2 separate regions of the Homo sapiens genome follow, and region 1 is linked to region 2. A link is a loop called in an ENCODE intact Hi-C map of the cell type or tissue named here. Cell type or tissue: CD14-positive monocyte. All regions are shown on one strand.

The links. Peaks named below come from ENCODE experiments on the same cell type or tissue, not always from the same donor. Only the 100,000 strongest peaks of a DNase experiment are listed, where the experiment ranks them.
Region 1: a loop joins it to region 2, with 5 times the contacts of the local background. A loop is called at or near these places in 2 of 110 quality-filtered maps.

What each region holds. Positions count from the first base shown.
Region 1 is chr20:57,430,774-57,438,773 of GRCh38, forward strand. It overlaps LOC124904939 (a long non-coding RNA gene), which reads right to left. Exons shown (of 2, transcript XR_007067672.1): 2 at 3,888-4,376. Among named protein-coding and RNA genes, the nearest start is that of RBM38-AS1, 42 kb to the left of the region's middle. RefSeq lists enhancers at 1,968-2,017, 2,879-2,958, 5,092-5,151 and a silencer at 6,782-7,013. In CD14-positive monocyte, a CTCF peak has its summit at 3,787 (motif pointing left); DNase peaks (open chromatin) are centred at 318, 698, 2,318, 5,008 and 1 weaker place; H3K4me3 peaks cover 3,905 bases; H3K27ac peaks cover 3,709 bases.
Region 2 is chr20:57,623,495-57,631,494 of GRCh38, forward strand. No RefSeq gene overlaps it. Among named protein-coding and RNA genes, the nearest start is that of ZBP1, 7.1 kb to the left of the region's middle. In CD14-positive monocyte, no CTCF peak of the experiment used is centred here; DNase peaks (open chromatin) are centred at 4,647, 4,947 and 6,837; H3K4me3 peaks cover 3,509 bases; H3K27ac peaks cover 3,864 bases.

The DNA of each region.
Region 1 (8,000 bases), 190 kb before region 2:
TTTTTTTCTCGAGACGGGGTCTCCCTATGTCACCCAGGCTGGTCTCAAACTCCTGGGCTCAAGTGATCCTCCTGCCTCAGCCTCCCAAAGAGCTGGCATAAGCCACTGTGCCTGGCCTAATTTACAAACTTAAAAGAGCAAATTTTGTGGAATATGAATTACATACTATTTTAAAACACAAGAGGACATCAGGCAAACCCGAACTGAGGCACACTTTGCAAAATACGTAATACTCTTCACTATGTCAAGGTCACAAAAGACAAAGAAAGCCCAGGGAAAGGCCCCTGGGTGGTTGCAGTGTGACGTGAGATCCTGGAGCAGAAAGTGGACATCAGGAAGAAGCTGTGAGTCCTGAACGTGACCTATGGTCTGATTCATATTATTGCATCGGCCGGGCACAGTGGCTCACGCCTGTAATCCCAGCACTTTGGGAGGCCGAGGCAGGTGGATCATCTGAAGCCAGGAGTTCAAGATCAGCCTGGCCAACATAGTAACACCCCGTCTCTACTGAAAATACAAAAAATTAGGCAGGCGTGGTGGCACGTGCCTGTAATCCCAGCTACTCGGGAAGCTGAGGCAGGAGAATCACTTGAACCTGGGAGGTGAAGGCTGCAGTGAGATGAGATTGCACCACTGCACTCCAGCCTGGGTGACAAAGCAAGACTTGGTCTCAAAAAAAAAAAAAAAATTATTGCATCAATGTGAATGCCTTAGTGTTGCTGATTGTCCTGTGGTTTTGTAAAATGCTAATAGGAAAGAAGCTGGGTGAAGGGCGTATGGGAACTCTCTGCACTTACTCTCTTTGCACCTTTTCTTTCTTTCTGGAGATGGTGGTCCTGGCTTGCCAGGGTCAAGCTCAGGGCTTGAGTGGGATTACAGGCATAAGCCACGGCGCCTGGCCTCACCTGCCTATTTATGATTACAGCAATTTGCAGGACCATAGTTTTGTGTGCACCAGTGAAACAGCTCACATGAGAATGATCTGCGCTGTGCACAGTGCTTCGATTTTGTGTTTTCCACTGATGACATGTTGAGGTCCAGGGAGGAGGGGTATAGGTGAGGCCCATTCTTGGAAGAGCAGCCCCCACCCACCCCAGGGCTCAGCCCTGTCACACCCGTCCCCCGAGGACTGGCATTTGGGCATCATCACCTTTTTACTACTTTCATCACCTTCTTCAAACGGGCCATCCGTGGAACTGCAGCAGGGCAGCGGGTCGGGGGTGGGGGAAGCGTGGGCCTGGGCTGGGGGTGGGCTTGGGGGCTGTGCACTGCTCTGTAGGCTCCCCGAGGCTCCTCTGATAGAAATCATCCTATCAGGATGCATGATCCAGGACAGTCACGCAGGGCTCAGAAGCCAGGACAGTCACTCAGGGCTCAGAAGCCAGGACAGTCACGCAGGGCTCGGAAGGGCCCTGCTCAGGGTTTCCTGCTCTGCTGTTACCATCTTGAAATTCTTCTTTCTTTTTTTTTTTCTGAGACAGAGTTCTCACTCTGTCACCCATGGGCATGATCTCCACTCACTGCAAACTCCGCCTCCCAGGTTCAAGTGATTCTCCTGTCTCAGCCTCCTGAGTAGCTGGGATTACAGGCGTGCACCACATTCCTGGCTAATTTTTGTATTTTTAGTAGAGACAGGGTCTCACCATGTTGGTCAGGCTGGTCTTGAACTCCTGACCTCAAGCGATCCGCCTGCCTCGGCCTCCTAAAGTGCTGGGATTATAGGCATGAGCCACTGCGCCCAGCCCATCTTGAAATTCCTGGTAATGTTTCAACAAGGGGCTCTGCGTTCATTTTGTCAAACTTCATGTGGACATCTGACAACAGCGAGCACCTTCGGAGCCCTGGTCATGTGCCAGCTCTGCCCTAGGCCAGCCACACACACTGCCTCCTTGAATCCTACTAGCCGTTCTGTTACAGGCATGGTCATCATCAACCCATTCTGCAGATAGGGAAACTGAGACTCAGAGAGCTCCTGATTCAGGCAATACCAGGTAACATCAGCTTTGAAAATCAAATCTGGCCAATCCCTTTTTTTTCAAACTGAGACCCAGAGCGGCTAGAGTTGGCTCAGGGACACGCAGCCCCTGTGTCTCACTGCAGGGTTCCCAGCCATTCCCCAGGGAGGAACAAGAGACCATCTGCCCCCCGGGTGCTTTCTCCGGGCCTTTTTGGAAGGCCCCATTGGCTGGGTTCATTTTGCCACATTTCCTTTCTTCCTGGCTGGTGGGGAGGACTGTCTCAATGAGGGGTGAACAAACCCCGGTTTTAATCAGAGCAGCCACTTCCTCTCACCAGAGAAGAAACCCGCCCTCTCACAACCCACTTTCTATATTTAGACCCAGGGCCTCGCCTTGAGCTGGGCCAGGGCTGGGTGTGGCGGGGCCTGCGGCTGCTTCCGGCTCTCGGGAAGGAAGTTTCCACCTGTTTCCCAAGAGCCAGAGACACGAAGCCTGCAGGTCCTAGGCTGAGTGCAGGATTCTTGAGCCCACAGGGGCCCATAGGACAGTAGTTCCAGCCTCCCCCTCTGCAGCTCCACAGCCATGTGGGGGACAAGGCCCATTTCCAGGACAAGAGAAGCCCACTCCCATTTCATTCATTCCTTCAGGGACCTGGTGTTTTCTGGGTGCCTCCCACAACCCAGGTGCCGTTCTAGACTCTGGGGATACGGCAGGGAACAAGACAGGCCCCTGCCTTCACGGAGCTGACAGTCTAATGGGAATGACAGAAGTAAATACAATAAAAATAAACTAATAAAACAGAAACCGGATATAACTAAGGAAAGGTAATGAAGGCATAAATCAGGCAGATGGACCAAGAGGCGTAGTAGAGTGGGCAACACCAGGGGCGGGGTCCCAGGGCCTCTGCAGGCCCCTGGGGTGTGGAAGGGCCTGGAATGCAGCGACAGACTGAACAGGGCTTAAGGCAGAGAGGACAGAGCGTGCTGATGTCACAGCCAGGGCTCTTGTGCCTGGTGTGGGAGCCAGTCAAGCTGGAGACAGGGGTGAGGTCAGGCCCTGCAGGGCCCGGGCACTAAGGCAGAGGTGTGGATCTCAAATACCAAGAGAAACCACCCAGCGCTTTTGAACCTAGCGTGACATGCATCACGAGCTGTGTGGTTTTTTTAAAGCTCACCCCTACTGTGATGTCAAGAAAGGGAGGCAAGGGGCCAGGGGAGGGAGTCCAGGCCAGTTGGAGGGGGTCCAGGCCAGCATGAAGGGGGTTCAGGCCAGTGTTGAGAGGGTCTAGGCCAGTGTAGAGGGGGTCCAGGCCAGCGTGGAGGGGTGGTACCCCAATAGTCTAGGGCACTGGCTCTCCACTGGGGCCATTCTGCTCCTCAGGGGATGTTGGGCAATGTCTAGAGACATTTTTTCTTGTCATAGTGGTGGTGTGCTACAGGCACCTGATAGGCAGAGGCCAGGGGTGCTGCCAAGCATCCTGCCATGTCCCCACAGCGGAGAAAGATCTGGCCCCAAATGTCAAAGGGGTGGCGGTTGAGAAAGCCCGGCCTAGCGGGAGGAGGTGGTGGCGAGCAGGGCGACAGTGGTGGAGGAAAGTGATGTGCCCCGTTCTGGGATCCAGGGTGCATGGAGCATGGATGAGGAGTCACTTGGCATTCTGCTCTGAGTATTTAAGAGTGACCCATGAGAGCTGTAAACTCAAGTCTCAAGTGTGGGTGACCTCCAACACCCAGGCAAGGGTTCGCCTAGCATGAGCTCCGCTGCCGAGCGCAGTGTCTGCAGGACTATTCTGCACACATCTTTGGCAGTGCCCCCATGTGGTGGCAAGATGCCCCGGCATCAGTGACCTTCGGCAGTCAACCCCCAGCAGTGGGTTAAGGAAGACTTCGGTGTCCTTGGAAGATTGAAAACGAGAGAGGACTCGAGAAGGGGGTTCTGGGCTTCTTGCTAATAGAGAATCTGGGTACCTGAGTGATTAAGGAGCAAAGGGACACAGTCATCTGGGGATCATAAATTGATGGAGTGGCTTATTCTGACTTCATTAGGAGTTCCCAGGAGAGCCAGGGAAAGGGGAGGAGGATTGCTGGGTTCAGGAAAGGCACCTGTCACACGCGTGCCTCACTGACTTGCTCGTTGCTCCAAGAACATAGTCAATGCTCCCTCTTCTTTGCATCTCCAGCTTCAGTGCTCTTCAGTTTGTCAGGCGCCTGCAGTCCCAACCCTGGGAGAGCACTCCTCAGCTGGCAGGCTCCAAAATACCCAGGACGAGGGGAAGGCAGGAATGGCGTGGATGGGGCGGGAGGCTTTCCCCATCTCCCCCAGCTTCAAGCCCTTGTCTCCCCTTCCTACTTAGAAGATGCTTCCAATGTGGGCCTGCCAGCTCCAGCTGACAGCACCAGGCACTGTCCCAGACACCACCTGAAAAACAATCAAAGGCAGTGAACAAACCATGAATCCCTCAGGAAATACAGACAGTTAAACAGTACACGGAGGAATGCACAGCCTTGCTGATCGAATGAGAAAAAAAAATCGATAAAACAAGCCCAGTGCTGCAAAGGATGCGGGGAAAATAACACATCCCTTTGCTGTAAACAGATTCCGATTTTGAAGATGCTTCTGTCTGCATGGAAAAAGCCCCACGCAGCTGCCTGACCCCCCGACCTCGAATATTATCTTGAGGCGGGGTTCTGCATCTGAGGAAATAACCCTCAGCAGGAAAAGCGTTCACAGCAACCTTATTTAAACTGAGAGGTGGAAAAAAGAAAACAACCCAGACGTCCCTTGCTCACACTTGTGGAGCGCTCACACTACGCGAGGTGCCGGACACGCATTAGCTCTTTGATCCTTTCCACTGCTCTGTGAGTTGTGGTTTATGAACCTCCCATTTTACAATAAGCAGGGGACACAACAGAGGCCAGCCCTCCCTCCACAGCCGCTCAGGGGCTCAGAGCTGAGGCACCTCAGCGCCACCTGGAGCTTGGGTTCCCCTCCCTCCAAGCTGTTTCTTAGCAACATGAGGCAACCTTGTCTGCGAAAGAGGAGGTGACCGCAGCTCCTGGGGATGTGCCAACTCTGGGATGTGACGGGAAGACAAAGGGCTTCTGTCCCCTTCTGCCTGGCGGTAAGAGAGCCGGCCGCCCGGCAGGCATGCCCCAGCCTGTGGTTCTGGAATGCGGGCAAGCCACCGTCCCCAGAGACCTGTGTTGGTGGCCAGGCCAGCCCACACACCCGATTGGCACATACTCTTGTGCTTGCCCAGGAGCGGAGTCAGACCATTCACGCTGCCTTCATGGGAGTTGAACAGTTGAACTGATGCCCTTAAACCCAGTGTTTCCCTCTGGGAAGACGCCCGGGGGCCTCGTGGTTGTAGGTGCTGGAAGGATAGCTCCAGCTCCAGGCACCTGCCACATAAAGGTAGTTGTGAAATTTCGGACATGCTCTTGGCACAGGGCAGAGGTTGGGGATCTCTTGCCTGTGCGGAGAGGACAAGGGGACAAGGGGACGTGCCTGAGGCTGGTGTGGGTGTTGATGTGACCTCTGCTCTTGGGGTCCAGTCTCCCCAACTCTGGCTGGCCTGGATGAGTGTGCCAGAAATGGGACTCTGGCCATCGCAGTCCACTGGGTGCCCTGTGTGGTAGGCACAGTGTCCAGGGGAATAGCTGTTTGTCTCCAATGATTGTTCTCTTCTTCTCGGCTGAGCTGGGGGCTCATGTGTCTTTAATACTGGCCAACTCCTGCTTACCCCCCGCTCCATCTGAGAGAGCAGGCCCCAGGCTCCTGGCGTGTGCAGGTGGCAGTTTACGAACACACTGTGACAGCATCTGAAATCCTGGTCAATACTAAACACGACTGATGGCCACTGTGCTTATTTTCAGAGTCATCTGCAAAGCAAGTGATACTGGTTTTCCATTTACATTGGTGCAACAGAATTTCCTTTTAAAATAGACATTTATTTATTTATTGTATTTACTTTTTTGAGACAGGGTCTCACTCTGTCCCCCAGGTTGGGGTACAGTGGTGCAGTCTTGGTTCACTGCAACCTCCACCTCCTGGGTTCAAGTGATCCTCCAGCCTCAGCCTCCCAAGTAGTTGGGACTACAGGCATGTGCCACCATGCCAAGCTAATTTTTGTATTTTTGGTAGAGATGGGGTTTCACCATGTTGACCAGGCTGGTCTCGAACTCCTAACCTCAAGTGATCCATAGGCCTCGGCCTCCCAAAGGGCTAAAATAAACATTTAAGTAAAAAAAAAAAGAAAAAAATCTGAGTCATTTTAAAGAAAAGTATGAAACAAATGGTAGACCAGATGAGATGGTCAAGGTCACAGAGGGAGCCTCAGAATGCATGAAGTTTGGGAACCCTGGGCAAGGGCCCTCCTTAGCCCCTGGCAAGGTCACTCCGGATGGTGTGGGTCTTACCAGCCTCTCCTCATCCTGGCCTTGTTTTAGTCGCCAGGGCCTGGGTGGCAGATTCTTGAGTCTCTGGGATCTTTGCCCTCCCCTCTGCTTCTCCCTCTTTCTCTCCTTGTTCCTCCTTCTCCTTCTTCACTGATCAAGCTCAAGAAGCACCCAGCAGGTCCACCGCAGACCCCTCCCATCCCATCTTGCTTTGAGGCTTTCCTCATGGGACAGGGTTGGCCTGTCCTGATTGTGGAGTCTCCACTTCCCCACTCAACCCCGCTTGCATCTTCCTTCATCTGCCCAGTGCACCGAGGCTGCCCATCAGAGTCACCTGAGGGGCTCTTAGGAGATGCCCCGGCCTAACCGCCTGCCAGTTGAGTCAGAATCCCTGGTGGAGGGACATCCTAACAACTCTCTCCTTCAAGGAGCCTGGCCTGACGGGAGGAGTGTTTCCCTGTCCCTGTCGCCCAGGGGTTCATTTTCGGGCGGATGAACAATGGCTGCAGAGCATAGAAGCCCAGCTCCACTTCCCTGAAGGACCCAGGTTCCTTCCACATTTCTGCTCGGTCACCCTCAGTGTGGTGTCTTTCAGTTGCTTCATGGTCACGAAGTGGCTGCGGCTGCTCAGAGGCTCCTGACATCACAGCAGCTGCACCAGCAGGACAGCAGGGAGAGGGCTTGCATCTCAGTGGCTAAAACTGGGTCACATGGCTGCCGCCAGCTGCAAGGAGGCTGAAAGGCAAGTCTCGGGCAGAGGGCAGTGGGATGCCTATGATTAGGCCAGTCCTGATTCATCCCTAGGGCTAGGCATGTGGCTGGCCCAACAGAACTGCTATTTTGGTAGCAAAGGAAGAAATAAGAAACAGCTTTTGAGAGTGCAGCCAAGAGTAAGTGTGACAAGGAAACATAAATATCATGTGCCGGCTGGGCGCGGTGGCTCGCGCCTGTAATCCCAGCACTTTGGGTCGAGGAGCGCGTGGATCACTTGAGGTCAGGAAATTTAGACCAGCATGGCCAACACAGTGAAACCCCATCTCTACTAAAATACAATAATTAGCCATGCGTGATGGCAGGTGCCTGTAATCCTAGCTTCTCGGGAGGCTGAGGCAGGAACCCGGGAGGTGGAGGTTTCAGTGAGTCGAGATCATGCCACAGCACTCCAGTCTGGGCAACAGAGCGAGATTCCATCTCAAAAAAAAAAAAACAAAATCTATGTGCCTCCCACTGACAGATATTCATTTTTTTGTTGGCATCCCCTACACTCAGAATATACATTCTAGGTGGGAATTTTTGTCTGTTTTGTTCTCTGCTGTATCTTCAAGATCTACAACCGTGTCTGGCACCGTGTAGATGCCTAATAAGTATTTGTGGAGTAAATGGCCAACCCTACGACGTGGGTACCCCTGTTAGCCCTGCTTTCTAGTTGTGAAACAGGCCCAGAAAGGTTCGGCAACTTGCTGGGGACACAGGGACCTCTAGCTGATGCAGCCTAGAGTTGAGCCCTTGGGGAGCTGGCCCCAGAGCTGGTGCACTCCGCCCTGCAGAGCCCTGCCTCTCCTGCTGGGCTGGGAGCCGAAGCTGGTGGTTCTAGGCTCAAATTCTTGCTCTACGGTGACCAGCTGTGTGACCCAGGGCAGTCTCC
Region 2 (8,000 bases):
CACAACATTTGCATAAGTTAGAAAACATGATGCATCTCCACAGTATCTCTTTAGACAGCAAACAAACAAAAGAGAGCAATAGACAAAAAGAAGAAAACATTTCACGTGGGTAGGTTCCACCTTTCTTTGCATTCCATGGCACATCTGGAGATGAAGCCAGGAATCTGCTATGTGCTTGTCACCCACTGAGTGGGAGTCTTACTTTTAAATACTTAGATTGCCTTTATTTCTCTTCTCTATTTAAGAGCTGTTTAAGTTGAGTTTGACCCTAAGGATTATCTTTAAGCCTAAATACCAGTGGCTAAAACAATAGAGTTGTGTCTTTTTCTTGAAAGAGTTGTAGGCATTCCAGGTTTAGTGTGGTGACCTGGGGTCCTTCTACATTGTCGGTCTGCCATTTGTGGCCTTCATTCTCAAGTTTGCCTTACATTTTAGAATGGCTGCTAAGCTCCAGCCATTACATCTGCATTCCTTCCAGCAGGGAGTAGGAAAGGGAACAAGGGCAGATATCTCCCTTTAAGCACGCATCTTACAAGTTGCACACACATTCCACTAATACCCCATTGGTCAGTCTTGTGGCTCTTATCTGTAAGGGGAGGCCTGGAAAGATGGTCTGTATTGTGGGTCACCATGTGCTCAGCTAAAATTGGGGTTCTATGACTTTAAAATGGGGGACAGTAGATATTGGCAGAGACCTAGCTATCTCTGCCATTTCAAGGTTCCCTGGTGTCCCCAAGAAAGGAGCAAAGATACCTCCTCTGTGCCTTCAGGTGTGTCCATTCACGGGGTTCATTTATTCAGCAGTTGCTGTGCCTCCTTACTCTGCCTGGAAAGGGCCTCAAAGGCCACAAGACTTCCAAGATGGCACCACTGCCTGCTGGAGTCCTCATCTCCTTTTGCCTTGGAAGGCGCACTCCCTGTTCATGGCTTGTGTTTTTCTGGAAACTATTAGAGCTCTCCGCCCAAACCAGATGATAATTACATGTTACTGATCTTGAGTCTTTAAATTTTTCTCTCTCTCTTTTAAAAGAGAGATATTTTTACTGCACATTGTGTTGACAAAACCCAAGTCTCCCTTCTACCAGGCAGCCTGGATTTTATTTTCAGATTTCCTCTGTGAATTCATGCAGGGGGAGGAGGTGGAAAGGTACTGAATGTGAATAATAACATGTCTTTGGTCAGGGACAAGGGTCAGAGAACCAGGGGTGGCTGAAGAGGGGAATGGAGATTGCCCAAGGTCACAAAGTCATCCTCCTGGGGTGGAATGAAGACTGAGTAAAACTGGTGTGTCCAGGAAAGCAGGTTTTCATTGCAGTCCCTAGAGGAGTCTGCCCTGGCCCTGTTCTCTGCTCTTCCAGGCAGAGCTGTTGATGGGGCCTCCATTGTTTATCTGTATCCATTGGAGTTGAAGAGACCTGGGGTTCTGGTCTTGGCACCCAGCTTTTTAACTCTGTGCCTTGAGCAAGTTACTGCTCTGTCTGAGGCTCAGTTTATGTCTTTGTAAAGGGGGTCATAGAAGTACTTACCTTGTGGGATTGTTGCACAGGTTAAATGGGATTGTGTACCTGTAGGTCCTAGTAGAGCACTGGGCACATAGTATGTGCTCAATAAACAGGAGCTAGTCATGTTATCACCATGTGATGCTCAGCTGTCCCTCTCTCTGGTAATAAAGCAATCCTATTCACTCACCTGATCATTTGCCAAATACTTTCTCATGCCTTCCTTTTATCGGGCCACATGCTGGGCCCTGCAGGGCATGGGAGAAACGTCTCTGTCTTCGTCTGTTTTCTGCTGCTATAACAGAACATCACAGCCTAGGTAATTTATAAACAATAGGATTTTATTTGGCTCATGCTTCTGGAGGCTGGGAAGTCCAAGAGCATGACACCAGCCTCTGGCAAGGGACTTCATGATGTATTATCTCATGGTGGAAGGCAGAAGGGCATACAAGCATATGAGACAGAGAGGAAAGGAGCTGAACTCCCAAGATAACCAAACTACAATGGCAAAAAATAGCATTTGTCCATTCATGAGGGCAGAGCCCTCCTGACCTAATCACTTCTTAAAGGTCTTACCTTTTTAATACCATCACAATGGCAATTAAATTTCCACATGAGTTTTGCAAGGGACATTCTAACAATAGCAGTTCCATTTGCTGATTCCTGCCTCCATTTCCCACTCTGGCTGCAGAAGAGGCCACACTGCCTGGTCCTGGGATGAATGGGGTGACTCAGACCAAGTCCTAGGGCCCCAGCACTGACTGGTAAAGGCGACCTGAGCGGGGGGCAACAGCACCTGCTCTCAAGTGCGTAAGAGGTCAGGGAAGTGGGCATGGACAGGGCATGGACAGTCCTGGTAGAAAACTGAGATTTTTACCCAGGAGGTAAGGGAAGGGCCAGGGGAAGATTTTCATCGAAGGCAAGTGGAAGATTTGGAAAGGTGGCCCTGGTTGCTGGGAGAACAGGTGACAGGAAGTGGGCAAGGGGAGAGGGAAGGAGGCCACTTCATATTTAACTTTTATTATAATCAAAAGATTTTAAAAATCATTTTGCTTCCAAAATTATTTGCCTACAAAAAATTCACTGAATTACAATTGGCCACAATTTATCAAGCATTATTCTTGGGAATTCTTGCAAAATGAGGAAAATTTCACCACCTATAAATTCTTTTCAAAAATAATGCAGTGTCATGAAATTTTTATGAGAACTAAATGGAACAATTAATGAACTCGCCATGATGTTAGTTTTCTAGATGTTTAATTAAACATTTATTGATTTTAATTTTGCAGTGGGTTTTTTTTTCTTCCATATTTTTGGGCACAAACATTTTCAGAGGCTCTTGAAACGTCTGTCAGCCTGATGTTCTAAGACTTTCACACCTGAAAGGTAAGATCGGGAAATGGAGGGACACACATCCAAGGGACAGGGCCCTGGCCTCCCAGAATAGTGGACAGGGTGTGAATTGATGGTGGCATTGGGTGTTGCTGAGTGCGGGACAGAAGACAGGGCAAGGGGAGATGCGTTTACATGTTAATGTGTAACTTCTTTTCATTTAAAATGGGTATCCTCCTTTGAAATTTGACCCAAAGACTTGGTAACCCAACAGCAACTTACATTTATTTGGAGCTTATTGTGTACTCAATTTCCAGTGCCTTACACTATTTCATTGACTTCTTATAGCAATGCTATACGGTAGGTAATTAAGATTAAATCTGCATTTCACAGACAAGGAAACTGAGACATGGAGAAATTACCAAGTTGACTGGCCAAGATCATAGAGCTAGTGAGCATTAAAGATGGGATTGCTATGAGACCCTAGAATCCAAGCTCTTAGCAATTCTAATATTGCCAGGAACAAATCTGTTGTTATAATTCTGCAAAGATAAGAAGAAATGCTTTCTACGTCAGACAACTCTGCTATCTAGCATGGCTTTTGAGGCCTGTCAGAAAAAGTAAGTTGCAATGTCATTGCTTCCTAAGGTTTCTTTGACTGAATGTGCCCAAGGGAACAGGACATTGTGCCAAGTACTCAGGGGCACAGAAAGCTGACTAGCTAGAAGAAGAGAGTCTAATATTTAAGATTTTTTCCTCATTATGATTTTTAAAATATTGACTACATGTTGAAACGATATTTGATATATTGGGTTAAAAAATCATTAAGATTTTTAAAAATAGAACAAGGTGACTATATGTGCACACTGATCTCATATACGCAGCCCCAGACACACACATAGCCTCTCTGTGCTTTCTCCTCCCTGAGCCCTTCTCCTCCAAGGTTCTCTGACTTTCTCACTTTACTGACCACTGCTTTCTAGTTTGTCTGAGGCTGAGCACTCCCAGAAGCACACTCCAAAGGAGAGCTTTGAGTGCAAGTTGGTTATCTGAGAGGTGGTCTCAGGAAATTCTGGGAGGTGGGTGTGGAGGTGAGCCCAGGAAGGATGGAGAGCAGTCAAGGATGTGCCATCTGCTGATGACTTCTGCGGGCAGCTGGAGCTCAATCCTGCTGGACAATGCTGGGAGAGCACGTGCCTCAGGGTGATCTACCCATAGGACAAGGGAACTGGGGTATTGATCCACCCACTCCCATCATCACTCAGTGAGGTTGCCCCTGGCAGGGGGTGTTAATTCCCTGGCACTCTTGGCCTGCTACATGGGGGCCAGAAGAAACTCCAGGCAAGGCACAGATGCCTTCAGCTGGAAGCTGGACCCATGTGGACAGAAATGCAAAGGGCCAAGTGGGTGTGGGTGGGATACCAACCACACCTGCGACAGATTTCTGCGTAAGTTATTCCTTACGGCTGCTGAGGCCTGGAGTGGTTAAGTAGCATGCAGGGGTTGAATAGCTGGAAAGGGGCAGTGGAGAGGATTTGAATTCAGATTGTATGACCACAGAGCTGGAGGCCCTGACCTCAGGCTTTGCAGATTCCTCTGCCTTTGTCGACTCTTATGAAGGGCAGGCAGGACTCTAACTCTATGAATTTAAAAAATTCATTTTTAAACTCACTCACTCACTCAATCAAGTTAGAAGCTTTTAAAGACAAATTTAATAAGTTTGAACTCAGTAAAAGCCTTTTAATAAGTTGAACGTCATGATTTCAGCCCTCTGCTCACAGAACTATTAGGCAAGATGGTGAGGGGGAGGGGGCAGGAAGGGAAGTGGGGGGTGAGGGTGAGAAGGGGAAGTTAGAGGAAGTGAGCTAACACACACAAACAGACACACAGATGGATCTTTCTTTTTAAAATTTATTTGCACATTTAAATCCATGGTTTGTTTCAAATTGTTTGATTGTGAAGCTTTTATAATATTTTGTTTTATTTTTAGAAACAGTTCTTTTACTTCAGAACAACTGTACAAAGTGCTAAAGAAAATGCATTGCTGACTTGGCACGGGTTTGCTGTGTGTTCTGTCTCCTCGCTGGCTCACACATGCTTCCTCACACTGAACGTTCCGTCTAGGCCTGCGACTGAGACAGGAAGCCAGACACACATGCTGAACTAATTTCAACAAATATCAACTTAAAACTAACCTGAAGTCGTTGGAAATGGACGGACTGGTTCAGACACGGCTGCCTTCCCCAGCTTCATGCACAGGAAACTGCACTGTCTACACAATGCAAGAGTGTTGCTGAGAGATGACAGCGTGCTGGCAGTCCTCACAGCCCTCGCTGCTCTCTGCGCCTCCTCTGCCTGCGCTCCCACTTTGGCGGCACTTGTGGAGCCCTTCAGCCCACCGCTGCACTGTGGGAGCCCCTTTCTGGGCTGGCCAAGGCCGGAGCCGGCTCCCTCAGCTTGCAGGGAGGTGTGGAGGGAGAGGTGCGAGTGGGAACCGGGGCTGCGAGCAAGAGCCAGCTGGAGTTCCGGGTGGGCGTGGGCTTGGCGGGCCCCGCACTCGGAGCAGCCGGCCGGCCCTGCTGGCCCTGGGCAATGAGGGACTTAGCACCCGGGCCAGTGGCTGCGGAGGGTGTACTGGGTCCCCCAGCAGTGCCAGCCCACCAGCGCTGCGCTCGATTTCTCGCCTTAGCTGCCTTCCCGCGGGGCAGGCCTGGGGACTGCAGCCCGCCATGCCTGAGCCTTCCCCTGCCTCCATGGGTTCCTGTGCAGCCCAAGCCTCCCTGCCGAGCGCCGCCCCCTGCTCCATGGCACCCAGTCCCATTGACCACCCAAGGGCTGAGGAGTGCGAGCACATGGCACAGGGCTGGCAAGCAGCTCCACCTGCAGCCCCGGGGCAGGATCCACTGGGTGAAGCCAGCTGGGCTCCTAAGTCTGGTGGGGAAGTGGAGAACCTTTATGACTAGCTTAGGGTTTGTAAATACACCAATCAGCACTCTGTATCTAGCTCAAGGTTTGTAAATACACCAATCAGCACCCTGTGTCTAGCTCAGGGTTTGTGAATGCACCAATGGACACTCTGTATCTAGCTACTCTGGTGGGACCTTGGAGAACCTTTATGTCTAGCTCAGGGCTTGTAAATACACCAATGAGCACCCTGTGTCTAGCTCAGGGTTTGTGAATGCACCAATGGACACTCTGTATCTGGCTACTCTGGTGGGGCCTTGGAGAACCTTTATGTCTTGCTCAGGGATTGTAAACGCACCAATCAGCACCCTGTCAAAACAGACCACTCGCTCTACCAATCAGCAGGATGTGGGTGGGGCCAGATAAGAGAATAAAAGCAGGCTGCCCCAGCCAGCAGTGGCAACCCGCTGGGGTTCCTTTCCACCGTGTGGAAGCTTTGTTCTTTCACTCTTTGCAATAAATCTTGCTACTGCACACTCTTTGGGTCCACACTGCTTTTATAAGCTGTAACACTCACCGCGAAGGTCTGCAGCTTCACTCCTGAAGCCAGCGAGCCCACGAGCCCATGGGGAGGAACAAACAACTCCAGATGCGCCACCTTAAGAGCTGTAACACTCACCGCGAAGGTCTAAAGCTTCACTCCTGAGCCAGCGAGACTACGATCCCACCAGAAGGAAGAAACCCCAAACACATCCGAACATCAGAAGGAACAAACTCCAGACGCACCACCTTAAGAGCTGTAACGCTCACCGTGAGGGTCCGCGGCTTCATTCTTGAAGTCAGTGAGACCAAGAACCCACCAATTCCGGACACATTGCCATAGCTAGAAAAGTCTTCCTGTTTTTCATGATTAATCCATTTACTTGTCAAGTGTAGTGAAATCTGTTCTTGCTAGCTGCCCAGCACCCAACCCCTTATTCTGGTAAAATCCCCTCAATTTTCCTTTGAAAACCTCCTCACCCCTTCTCAACCCATGTGGCGCTGACTCCCTCTCCAAGGTTCAGGGCAGGGCGTGGGACTCAAGCTTGGCCAATTAGAGCCTTCCATTTTTATGGCTGCAGTGACTGGTCCAGAGATGGGCATGTGACCTAAGCCAAGCCAATGAGCTTCAATTCTGAGACTTCTGCAGGAAGGACTGGGGACTAATTTCTTCGGAGTGGATTTAGAAGTGTAAGGAAATGAGCCTAGATAAAAGATAGTGCCAGGAAAGGAGAATTTGAACAGAAATCAGTAGAGAGAACAGCAATTTGATGGTGGAGACAAACTCCCCCTAACACCACCGTGAGCATGTCTAGATCCAGTAGTGTATAATTTAGCCCAGCTCTAGACTCTGGCTTTTCAATTATATGCGCCAACAATGTCCTTTTCTGCTAATAGGTCTCATTTAGGTGTAGGTCACTTACTATAGAAAGATTTACCTGATACATAAACTTATTTTAATTTTGTTTTAACAGAAAACCAAAATGTTGAATCAACTGGTTCAAGATCACTGGGTGAAGGTCTAGGGATGAAAAGCATTTTTGAGAGAGTGTAGTCAGTCCAGAGAATGCCTGTGTCCCAACCTTGCCATGTGGTCTCTGCTTGTTCATCATCAGTGATGGGCCACTCGCTGTGTGTGTAGCAGTGCTAATAATCAGAGTTCCTTTCTTTTATCCTAGAGATAATATTACATTGTTCAAAGATGTACGCATGAGATGTTCATCACAGGATTGGTTACAAAGGTGAAGGAGGCACAGACAGCCTAGATATCCAAACAAAAGGGATCAGGTCAATGAATTAGGAAGTCTGTACAGTGAAATGCTCTGAAGCTATGAAAAATGGGATCTAGAATTGTATTTATTGATATGGAAAAGTGTTCACAGTATATTGGAAAAAATGTTTATAAATTGTATGATTCCATTTTAAAATGTCTGTGATTATCCATAACCCAGAAAAATACTGAGAGTATGGAGTATGTCTCCGAGATACATAGGTGATGTGTATTCTAGATTTTCTTTCTTTCTATAATAAAAATGGATTACCTGTGTTTCTTAGTCAGCTTGGACTGTCATAACAAAATACCATGGCCGGAGTGGTTTCAACAATAGAAGTTTCTTTTCTCACAGTTCTGGAGGCTAGAAATTCAGGAGCAGGGAGTCACCATGGTCAGGTTCCGGTGAGAGCTCTCTTCCTGGCTTGCAAATGGCTGCCTTCTCATTGTGTCAT